Linked DNA regions of Homo sapiens: regions 2 and 3 are each linked to region 1. Evidence: chromatin contacts called from ENCODE Hi-C or POLR2A ChIA-PET data. All regions are on one chromosome and are shown on one strand. Each heading gives the region's core, a stretch centred on a gene start or an enhancer-like site at or near the end of the contact. The rest is flanking DNA. Distances are from core to core; before and after follow the strand shown.

Region 1 (3,341 bases), core at 367-2,866:
ATCATGGTCATCCGTGAGTTTCCGGGTTTTTTTTGTTTTTGTTTTTGTTTTTTTGGAGTCTCCCTCTGTCGCCCAGGCTGGAGTGCAGTAGCGCGATCTCGGCTCACTGGAACCTCCGCCTCCCGGGTTCAAGCGACTCTCCTGCCTCAGCCTCCCGGGTAGCTGGGACTACAGGCATGCGCCACCACGCCCGGCTAACTTTTTTTGTATTTTTAGTAGAGACGAGGTATCAACATGTTAGCCAGGCTGGTCACGAACTCCTGACCTCAGGCAATCCGCCCTCCTCGGCCTCCCAAAGTGGTGGGATTACAGGCGTGAGCCACTGCGCCCCGCCAATATCCTTTTAACATCAACAATAAAAAGTGACTTGTAGCTAACATTTAGTGCTATGTGTCAAGCAATACCCTAAATGTTTAAAATGGATCATCCTATCAAATTCTATTAATGTTACAACTCCATCTATGGATGAAAAGTGTAACTGGCCCCAAATACCCAGCTTATAAACGACAGTGCTGTGATTATTCAAGCCAAAGCAAACTGACTCAAGATTCTGCGCACATCCACCTTTAATAGCTTCTTCCGTCACTCTTTAGATCCAATTACTAAAGTCTTATTGAATCCAAAATAGATCACATTATTTACATGTAAAGAGGAAAAATACCCTTAAAACATTTGTGGAAAAGGTTAAAAATTGCAAGCCATACTAACGATTTGTAAGAACTTTAGAATTTTTTTTTTTTAAGCAAAGGCAGCTACCAAAGTGTTCCGGGCGGGGAGGGGGGCGAGGGAGGTGAGTATGAGGAGCGGAGTGGAGCTGGACCCTTACAAAGGGACAGCGACAAACACCTCATACTCAAAACAAGGGGACTTTCAGTGTCATTTGCGCCGTCGGGCCATTGCAAATGTCCGCGCTGAGATGCCTACCTTGTCACTCGACGCAGCCGCCAAAGCTCACCCGGAGCTGCGTCAGTCCCCACTGGGTTCCTCCAGGCCAAGGAGGTACGACCTCCGCCGCAGCATATAAAGTATATGTCCAGGAGATGGGAAGAAACCCGCCGATACAGCACCCGGGTGCCCAAGCCCCCGAGAACTAGGCCGCGCGGGTACTACGGGGTGCGCGATCGGCCAGAAAGCCCGGGCCAGGGCGGCCCCAGGAGCGAGCACCGTCGGGAACAAGCGTCGGGAACAAGCCGGGAGAAAGAGGAAGCGCCGGCGCCAAAGGTCTCCCGCCCACCGCTGTCCCCCCAGGACTCTTCATGCGCTTGCAAGCGCCACGCCGCCCACAGGACTGCGCCAGCCGGCCGGCGCCTCAACAGAGCGCGCCAGGGAGCAGCGCCCGTCGGGAGCCATGACGCCTGAGCAGCGCGAGGCCGCCGCCCGGCCAGGTCGAGGCCGTCGGTCTCTTCGAGACCCACTCACCTGTCGAGGCGACGGGGTGGAGCCCTGCACCGAGGCGATGTACCGCTCCACGTCAGCCTTGCTGCGCCTCATCGCGCCGCCAACCTGGCTCCCGAGGCGCGTGAGACCAGCGCTCAGGCCCGCAGCAGTCGCCACTTCCAAGAGGAAAGCGCCTGCAAACCAGTGACGCAGCGCCGTAGCCGGCGGAGGACCACTGTGACGAACTTGCGGCGCAGCCGGCGGAGGACCACTGTGACGAACTTGCGTACTGCGTCAGCAGTGTGCGCCACGTTGGCGACGTCGGCGCTCGAGCTGCACTCGGCCAGGCTCTTGGCAGCGCCGCGTGCTCTGAGGGTGTCTTGGCAAGCCGGGATCAGATTTCGGCCGCCAGTGTCCACAGCCTAGGGCGTAGATTTCCAGCAGATAACAATTTGCGTGATGGGCTCTTAAGCGTTTTGGTCACTTGTTCTAAATTATAAGTGCGCAATGCATTGGAAGAAAAAAAGCACTCAGGCCAATTTGGTGAACGTGTAAATTGGAACAAAGTTTCTGGAGATGACTGGTTAAATACGTTGCATCGGACATGTGTGAATACTAAAGCATACATTTTTAAATTCATATCTTATTAAATGAGGGCCAGGCGTGGTGGCTCACGCCTGTAATCCCAGCACTTTGAGAGGCCACGGCGGGCGGATCATGAGGTCAGGAAATCGAGACCATCCTGGCTAGCACAGGGAAACCCCATCTCTACCAAAAATACAAAAAATTAGCCGGCCGTGGTGTCGGACGCCTGTAGTCCCAGCTACTCCGGAGGCTAAGGCAGGAGAATCGCTTGAACCCGGGAGGCGGAGGTTGCAGTGAGCCGAGATTGCGCCGTCTGGGCGACAGAGGGAGACTCCGTCTGAATTTAAAAAAAAAAAAAAAGGGAGATTTAGAACTGCATAATGAAAAAGACCACAAATATTAAGTTTTGGACAATTACAATTTTTTAAACAGTCATCTCGGCGGGGGATTGGTTCCAGAACCACCGTCTTATGCCAAAATCCACGCATTCCGCCGGGCGCTGTGGTTCACGCCTGTAATCCCAGCACTTTGGGAGGCCGAGGCGGGCGGATCACCTGAGGTCAGGAGTTCGAAACCAGCCTGGCCAACATGGCGAAAGCCCATCTCTACTAAAAATACAAAAAATTACCTGGGCGTGGAGGTGGGCCCCTATAATCCCAGCTACTCGGGAGGCTGAGGCACGAGAATCGCTTGAAACTGAGAGGCGAGGGTTACAGTGAGCTGAGATCGCGCCACTGCACTCAAGCCTGGGCGAGAGTAAGACTTCCTAAAAAAAAAAAGAAGAAGAAGAAGTCCGCGCATTCTCAAATCCCGCAGTCAGTCCTGCGGGTGGAACACTTAGAGGAAAAGTCAGACCTCTCTATATGCAGGCCCCTCCAATACTGTATTTTCTGTCGGCTTATAAGCGGGCCCAGGCAGTTCAAACCCATGTTATTCAAGGGTCAACTGTGTATATAGGAATAGCCATTCGCCTGGCACAGTGGCTTAAGCTGGTAGCCCCAGCACTTTGGGAGGTCGAGGCGGGAGGATCCCTCGAGTCCAGGAGTTCCAGGTTACAATGAACTGTGATAGCGCCACTGCATTCCATCCTGGGCACCAGAGTGAGACCCTTGTCTCAAAAAAAAAAAAAAAAAGGAAAAGGAATAGCCCCCCCAAATCTATATATATTTCACTAGCAGAATAACAGAACATACCAAAATTTAACAGTAATAATGTAAAGATTTTGAGCCGTCTGTATTTTCCAAATCTTCAAAAATGTCTATTTTGGGAATTTGGATATTAAAATCTTACTTTTAAAACAAAATTTAACAAAACATTTTTAATAGTGAGAACCTTTTAGATTTTAAAAGCTCACATTTGTGTAAACATTACAGTCTGAA
Region 2 (3,341 bases), core at 475-2,974, 110 kb after region 1:
TTAGTGAGCGTCTAACCTAGGCTGGGGTCTGCTCTTAGCAGCAGAGACTCAGTGGCCTCGTGGAGCCTGCAGTCGAGTAGGGGACACTGGTATCAACCATATAATCACAATTTAAAACATGTCAAGTAGTAGAAAGTAGGGTGCAGAGTGGATGCTGACAGCAGGGAGGGGAGCAGGACAGCAGGGGCAAGCTTCCTGAGACAGAAACACTGGATCTGATCCAAGAAACCAGGCTCAAAAGCAAGAGGGCCTGACCCTGTGGCTGAGGGGAGGGCTAGGAGGTGAAATGAGACAAGAGACATGGGTGGTGGCATGTTTCGAAGGACCTGGTGTTCTTCACCCTGAGAGCCAAGGGCCGCCCGTGTCTTAAGCAGGGTACTGACAAGATCCCACCTGTTTGCTGAGGACCCCTCTCTCTGAGGCAGCAAAGGCCCCAGGGTAAGGACCAGCACAGCTGTGCAGAGCCACATGGCAGTCCATGGAACAGACAGCAGCTTGAGCTAGCCAGGGTGGTGACAGAGAGAACAGCAAGGAGAGTGGACACAGAGATGTGTAGGGAGGGAGGGCAGAAGGGCAGACTGGACACAGAGGGCCAGGGAGGGAGGCAGGAAGCACCCACACTGCTAACGTTTCTCCCCACATTCTTTTGTGGACATAGCAACAAACAGACCTGGTGAACTACAGCATGAGCCAGATGTACTTCATGTTGCCTTAATCTTGTCCACAGAAACGTAAGCGTTTTAAACCTACTTTGACTCTAATAATAAAGACTTTTACGAGTTTACAAAAGAAAAAAGCTAGGACATAAAAATGTTTGCTTGTATTGTAAAGCTCAGTCTCTCAACTATTTATGTAATATAATTATTACTAACAACTGACGTTGGAGTACCTACCCAGCACATTATGTGTTATTAACCTCCATCTCAACCCTATGAGGCATGTATTGTGATTATACCCATTTACAGATGGGGAAACTGAGTCTTAAAGCAGTTAAACGACTTGACCAAACAATACAACCAATAAGAGTGTGTGGATCCAACCCAAGTTGATTTGACTCAAAGATTCCTGTTTCAGTCATTAAACTGCACTGTCCCAGGGCCTAAAACATTCTCCCCCACAGACCATCACAAGGTCAAGTCTGAACTAGCACTGCCTCTCAACACTGACAACCTAACCCCGGAAGCTTCTGGGAAACTGGGTGCATGACAGGCGCAGGAGCCGCAGCGCAAGCCCCGGAGTGTAAACACTGACTAGAAACCACCCAGACACCTCAGCCAGCCCACACCTTCTCTCTCTCCAAATGACCCAGACCTAGTCCACGTGAATATTGTGAATGGTCGGTTTGAGGGTTCTGAAAGGAGCCTCGTGAGGTGCTCAGGTGCAGTCCCCACTCATATGAGTATTCCTCTTCAGCTGGTTTTCTCCTGCAGGTTTGGAGGCAAAAGCTAGTGAAAGAAGTGACCTTCTATGTAACTGAATTCCTAGATTCCTTAGGAGTCTTTGGGTCCAAATTACCCAAAAGACTTTATTTCCTTTTAGAGTACATGGAATTATTCAATGTTTCCAACAGTTCTGGAAAAAAAAAAAAGGCAGATTCTAACAGGTTTTCTTCATCATAGCAACTACGCTGAAACCAAGGGTACTGTTGAACAGCAACACGCACTGGAAGCAATACAAACAGCAAACTTCAGGAGAGCGTGGGTGTATGAAGAGGCACTGATGATGTGTGACCACACCGATTTCGGTTCCTCTGAGAACACTTCATACCACAAACACACTTTAGAGCTCAAGCTGGTCAAGCAGCCACTTGCTCCTACTGCTTCATGCAAAGGAAGTCTGGTGAAGAAGGTGATTCTAATTCTAAAACACAAATCAAACCAGTCACTCTGTGAGACTAATAAAAGAAAGGCCTGAAGTTTTAATCCTCCAATCCTGATCTCAAGAACCCCTGCCAAGAGAAAAAACTCACTCTTAGGGCATATATATATGTATATATATATATATATGTGTGTGTGTGTGTGTGTGTGTGTATATGTGTGTGTATATATATATGTGTGTATATATAATATATGTATATATATTTTATATATGTGTATATATAATATATGTATATATATTTTATATATGTATATATATATTTTATATGTGTGTATATTTTATATATGTGTGTATATATTTTATATATATGTGTATATATATGTGTGTATATATATATATATATATTTTAGATCATGGTTCACAGCAACTTCTGCCTCCCTGGCTCAAGCAATCCTCCCACCTCAGCCTCCTAGTAGCTGAGACTACAGGCTCATGCCACCACGCCCAGCTAATTTCTGTATTTTTGTAGAGACAGGGTTTTGCCACATTGCCCAGGCTGGTCTCGAACTCCTGAGCTCAAGCGATCCCCACGCCCCGGCCTCCCACAGAGCTGGGATTACAGGCGTGAGCTACTGCACCCAGCCTAGAGCCAATATTTTTGATTGATCAAAACACTCTAGGGAACTATGTTCTACTGAACAAAAATTCCCAAAATAGAAGTGAAATACCTCAAAATGTAATGAGACCACTATATAGAACCAAAGCAAGTGCACTATTTCTAAGGAAAGTGAAAAAAAACATTGATAGGTTATTTTTTAAATCAGAGCCTTGGGGAAGAAATAAAGGCTCTGATTATTCCTTCCCCGGGGCTCAATATAATTTAGGAAATAGCACCTTGGTCAAGAGCTAGATGTATTGAGTGCTTCTTATGCGCCCAGAACTGTGATAAGCACTTTGCATACACTTACCAAATTTAGTTTTTACAATAATCTAATGAAACAGTACTATTATTATTCCCATTTCAAAGGTGATGAGACAAGACATAGAAAGTGTAACTTACTATACAGTTATTACGTAATTGAGTGAAAAACTGAAACCTGGCCTCAGCCTGGTTTTAAACCATAACGGTGTACTGCCTGCTAGTCAGAAAATGGTTATTTTTCTCAGCAGTAGATGAGAACTTATAATCAGAAATCATTTAAAAATTCAACCACGGCTAAACACAATGTGGTATCCTCGACTGATTGATGGCATAGAAAAAAGACATGATGAAGATAATGGAAGGTGCTGACAAGAGGGGAAGCTAGGTGAGGACTATGTGAGGATTATCTGAGCTCCTGACCTCTGCAACTTTTCTATAAATCTAAAATTATTCCAAAATAAGGTTTATTTTAAAAATTCAAAACTTTAATTCTACATGACAACAGAGCTGGTATCTCTGTCAATGACTGGAGGAAAAACAGAGAAGGGGTTTTCCTGCAGATTAAGAGAGACTTAACAGACATATCAATCAAATGTATTAT
Region 3 (3,341 bases), core at 536-3,035, 83 kb after region 1:
GTCTAGCTCGTTGCCTTTGGCGTAACTTTCCTCAAGAAAGACAGCTCGATCAATCAGAATCACTATAGTTTGAAATCTATAAGCCACCTCACAATTTTTTTTTCTCCCATGGTCCCTCAAATAAGCAGTGTTTAGTCAATTTAAAAACATTCTTGGGCTGGGCATGGTGCCTCATGCCTGTAATCCCAGCACTTTGGGAGGCTGAGGCAGGAGGATCACTTGAGCTCAGGAGCTGGAGACCAGCCTGGGCAACGTGGTGACACACCATCTCTATAGAAAAATTAGCCGGGCACGGTGGCATGCACCTGTAGGCGCTACTAAGGAGGCTGAGGTAGGAGGATCGCTTGAGCCTGTGAGCTATGACTGAGCTGTGATCATGCCACTGCATTCCGGCCTGGGAGACACAGCGAGATACTGTCTCAAAAAAAAAAAAAAAATCTTAAAATTTTCTCTCATAGGTTAGGTGATTTTTCTCTGACCATTTAGAAACTTTAACTAGAAAATGTCTCTGTACTAGTTCCTTTATATTTCAAATCACTTATCTTTTCATTCTTTTATTTTTATTCGTATTGTGATCCATTAACATACATTCTCACACCTAAACAGCTTTTTAAAAAGATAACATTGTGTTCTGGTCAAAACAGACAAATTAGAGGAAGCTGTGTTTCCAATACAGAATGGCAGTATTTTTAGCTAGGAATGCTGACTTAGGAGAACGCCCAGATCACCAGTGACAGCCTCCAGTGTGTCAGGAGCTCTTGACACGGCTGTAGTGGCTGTAGCACCAGAGTATCTGGCTCTAAATAACACCCTTATTTTAGTTCTGACTCAGTCAAGGCTATCTCCCTGGACATTAACCTTCAGCTACACTGGGAGGGAAGTCCGTGGGAGTTTTTATTTTGTGACTAAGCTTAACACGGGGTTTACTTCCCTCAATGATAAGGTAAAAGAAAACCATGAGAATTTCAGAATAGAACAGAATAAAAAACATTTCACTTGAGTCAAGTGAAAACAATGAACCTTTTCAAATTCAAATGTACATATCTTTCACTGCCCGTTATTTTCTTTTTGACACAGAACATGTTTTGTGTAGATTTTACTGCATTAAACAGCATTTGAAAATACTGACCAGGATGAAGCAGAGGAACTAAAATACACACACACACACACACACACACACACACACACACACACACACACATATATGTATATTTTGCTGAATTTAAAAAGGTTTCTTTTCTTTCATTAACTTTAAATTTTGTGAAATGTACACAGAAAGGCAAGGGATTATTTCAGCTACCATAACTTAGATTTTGCCATAAGTACAATGAAAAAAGATGTGGAAATAGTATAAGGTCAGGAGGTCAACCACTGTAAGCTGGTGCTCATGTAACACTGCCCAGCTACAACCAGGCTAGCAGCATCTCCCAGGGGCCTCAGTCACTCCTCTTGTTCTGCAGGCTCCTGTGCTCAACCTTCCTCTCTCCCCACACAGAGCTCTCCATTCTCTGTCACGGAATGAAGCTATGGTTTTTGAAAGCAGTTCACAGGGCTAAGTAGGAAGCTCTTTATTCCATTCCTTACCTCTTCTCAAAAAGTGGTATTCTATACATCTAGCAATAATATATAAAAATATGGCAATTACCCACTTAGACAGACCCCCTTGTGTCCTGTAGGAGGCATCACTGGGATATTGCTAGGTGCTGGTGATGCAGTTACTGCTACCTCTGTGAATCTTTGTCCTCTATGAGCAGCACTGAGACCTTGTCAGTAGAGGGTGCTGGAGAGACACTGCAGGAGGAAGAGGTTTGCTTCCCAGTCCTGCCTGCTCCCTGGGCAAAGCTCCTGCAGCACTCTGGCTTCTTCGGTGTCTAGCTCCTGCAGGGCATGGTGGCTAGCACCAGCTTCAGTGGCACTGGCCCCTCAAAAGTTTTACAGCAGAGTGCCTTGGACCCTGATGGTGCATGCAGCCAGCAGCACCCATCCCTTGGCAGTCAGCTATGTAGGGGGTACCTTGGGTGAGGGAACTCACTGGGAACAGCCTTCTCTGGTATTGGAAAGGAGGATTTCCAGCAATCTGTGCCAGCGACTTTTCTGCATGCAGCATGCCCTGGTAGTGTGACCCCGGGCACGGAGTAGGGCTCCTCCCTTGGCACTCTAACTCAGCTCTAGGGTCCGTGGCTGCTCCTTACAGCGGCTATTCCTATACTCTTTTGCTTTCTCTCCTCTTACTAGCCAATTCCTTATTACTCCAAAACCTTGTTAGAGTTAGTAATTCTATCTTTATATTAAACCTTTCCTGTTCAAATTAGCGTGTGGGTTTTCTCTCCTGGTTGGACCCAGGCCGACAGAGGCAGCCTATGTGAGGACTCTGCAGCTGATGGTACTTAGACCTTTTGGGCTCTTTCTCCAAGATGTCACTTAGGAATTTAAACAATTGTATTTACATTCAAAACTAGGAACAGACGATTTAAACAACTGTATTTACATTCAAAACTAGGAACAGACGGGGGGGAGGAGTGTGTTATCACGTAAAGGTACAGAATAATAAACCTGTCAGTTAAACGGGAGTCCAAGTCTGTCTACCTCATTCTTTTTTTTGAGATGGAGTCTTGCTCTGTCACCCAGGCTGGAGTGTAGTGGTGCGGTCTCAGTTCACCGAAACCTCCCCCTCCTGGGTTCAAGCAATTCTCTGCCTCAGCCTCCCAAGTAGCTGGGATTACAGGCACCCACCACCACGCCTGACTAATTTTTGTATTTTTAGTAGAGACGGGGTTTCACCATCTTGACCAGGCTGGTCTTGAATTCCACCCGCCTTGGCCTCCTGAAGTGCTGGGATTACAACCATTCTTTTTTTTTTTTTTTTTTTTTAGAGATGAAGTCTTGCTCTTTCCCCCCAGGCTGGAGTGTGATGGTGCAATCTCAGCTCACTGCCACTTCTGCCTTCCGAGTTCAAGCGATTCTCCTGCTTTGGCCCCCTGAGTAGCTGGGATTACAGGCACCTGCCACCACACCCAGCTAATTTTTGTATTTTTAGAGATGGGGTTTCACCATGTTGGCTAGGCTGGTCTCGAACTCCTGACCTCAGGTGATCCACCCGCCTGGGCCTCCCAAAGTGCTGGGGTTACAGGCGTGAGTCACCGCGCCCAGCCACAGCCATTCTTTATTTATGTAAACTAGAGGCCACACATGGACTCATTGTTCAAGTCAGGGCCAGAAGATATGGCCACCCCACACCCCAGTGTAGACCCCCATCCTCATGGCACTTTCTGGCCCCAGTGACATGTCTGGGGGCCACTCAATGTGAGCTCCTGGGTTCCTCTGTGACCCCAGCAAAGAGG

What was found. A loop is a pair of places that touch in the nucleus more often than their neighbours do. ChIA-PET counts read pairs that join two places held with the same protein, here RNA polymerase II (POLR2A). Pooled maps may share reads with other maps.
Region 2: a loop to region 1 is called in a map of B cell, with 6 times the contacts of the local background. The contact joins the enhancer-like site here to the promoter of RANBP2 in region 1. A Hi-C loop is called at or near these places in 20 of 168 maps with a recorded cell type or tissue (A673, B cell, CD14-positive monocyte and 14 more), 35 of 37 single-sample maps with no recorded cell type and 30 of 50 pooled maps. POLR2A ChIA-PET finds 5 or more read pairs at or near these places in 13 of 52 experiments (CD4-positive, alpha-beta T cell, CD4-positive, alpha-beta memory T cell, GM12878 and 8 more).
Region 3: a pooled map shows a loop between it and region 1 (6-fold over the local background). The contact joins the enhancer-like site here to the promoter of RANBP2 in region 1. A Hi-C loop is called at or near these places in 3 of 168 maps with a recorded cell type or tissue (CD8-positive, alpha-beta T cell, OCI-LY7 and naive thymus-derived CD4-positive, alpha-beta T cell), 4 of 37 single-sample maps with no recorded cell type and 16 of 50 pooled maps. POLR2A ChIA-PET finds 5 or more read pairs at or near these places in 9 of 52 experiments (AG04450, CD4-positive, alpha-beta T cell, CD4-positive, alpha-beta memory T cell and 6 more).

What each region holds. Positions count from the first base shown.
Region 1 is chr2:108,717,757-108,721,097 of GRCh38, reverse strand. It overlaps RANBP2 (RAN binding protein 2), which reads right to left and starts at 1,616. Exons shown (of 29, transcript NM_006267.5): 1 at 1,420-1,616. The coding sequence starts at 1,491. RefSeq lists enhancers at 1,390-1,449, 1,530-1,719, 813-1,742, 1,743-2,673.
Region 2 is chr2:108,610,719-108,614,059 of GRCh38, reverse strand. All of the region lies in intron 1 of LIMS1 (LIM zinc finger domain containing 1), which reads right to left. Among named protein-coding and RNA genes, the nearest start is that of LIMS1-AS1, 66 kb to the left of the region's middle. RefSeq lists an enhancer at 1,619-1,678. Within about 2 kb of position 1,724, at least 14 of the 41 ENCODE cell types and tissues checked have a DNase peak (open chromatin) inside an H3K27ac peak, as active enhancers do; they include B cell, CD4-positive, alpha-beta T cell, CD8-positive, alpha-beta T cell and 3 more, where a contact is called at or near this core.
Region 3 is chr2:108,634,960-108,638,300 of GRCh38, reverse strand. The region is part of intron 1 of LIMS1 (LIM zinc finger domain containing 1); the gene reads right to left. Among named protein-coding and RNA genes, the nearest start is that of LIMS1-AS1, 42 kb to the left of the region's middle. RefSeq lists an enhancer at 1,446-2,020. Within about 2 kb of position 1,785, at least 25 of the 41 ENCODE cell types and tissues checked have a DNase peak (open chromatin) inside an H3K27ac peak, as active enhancers do.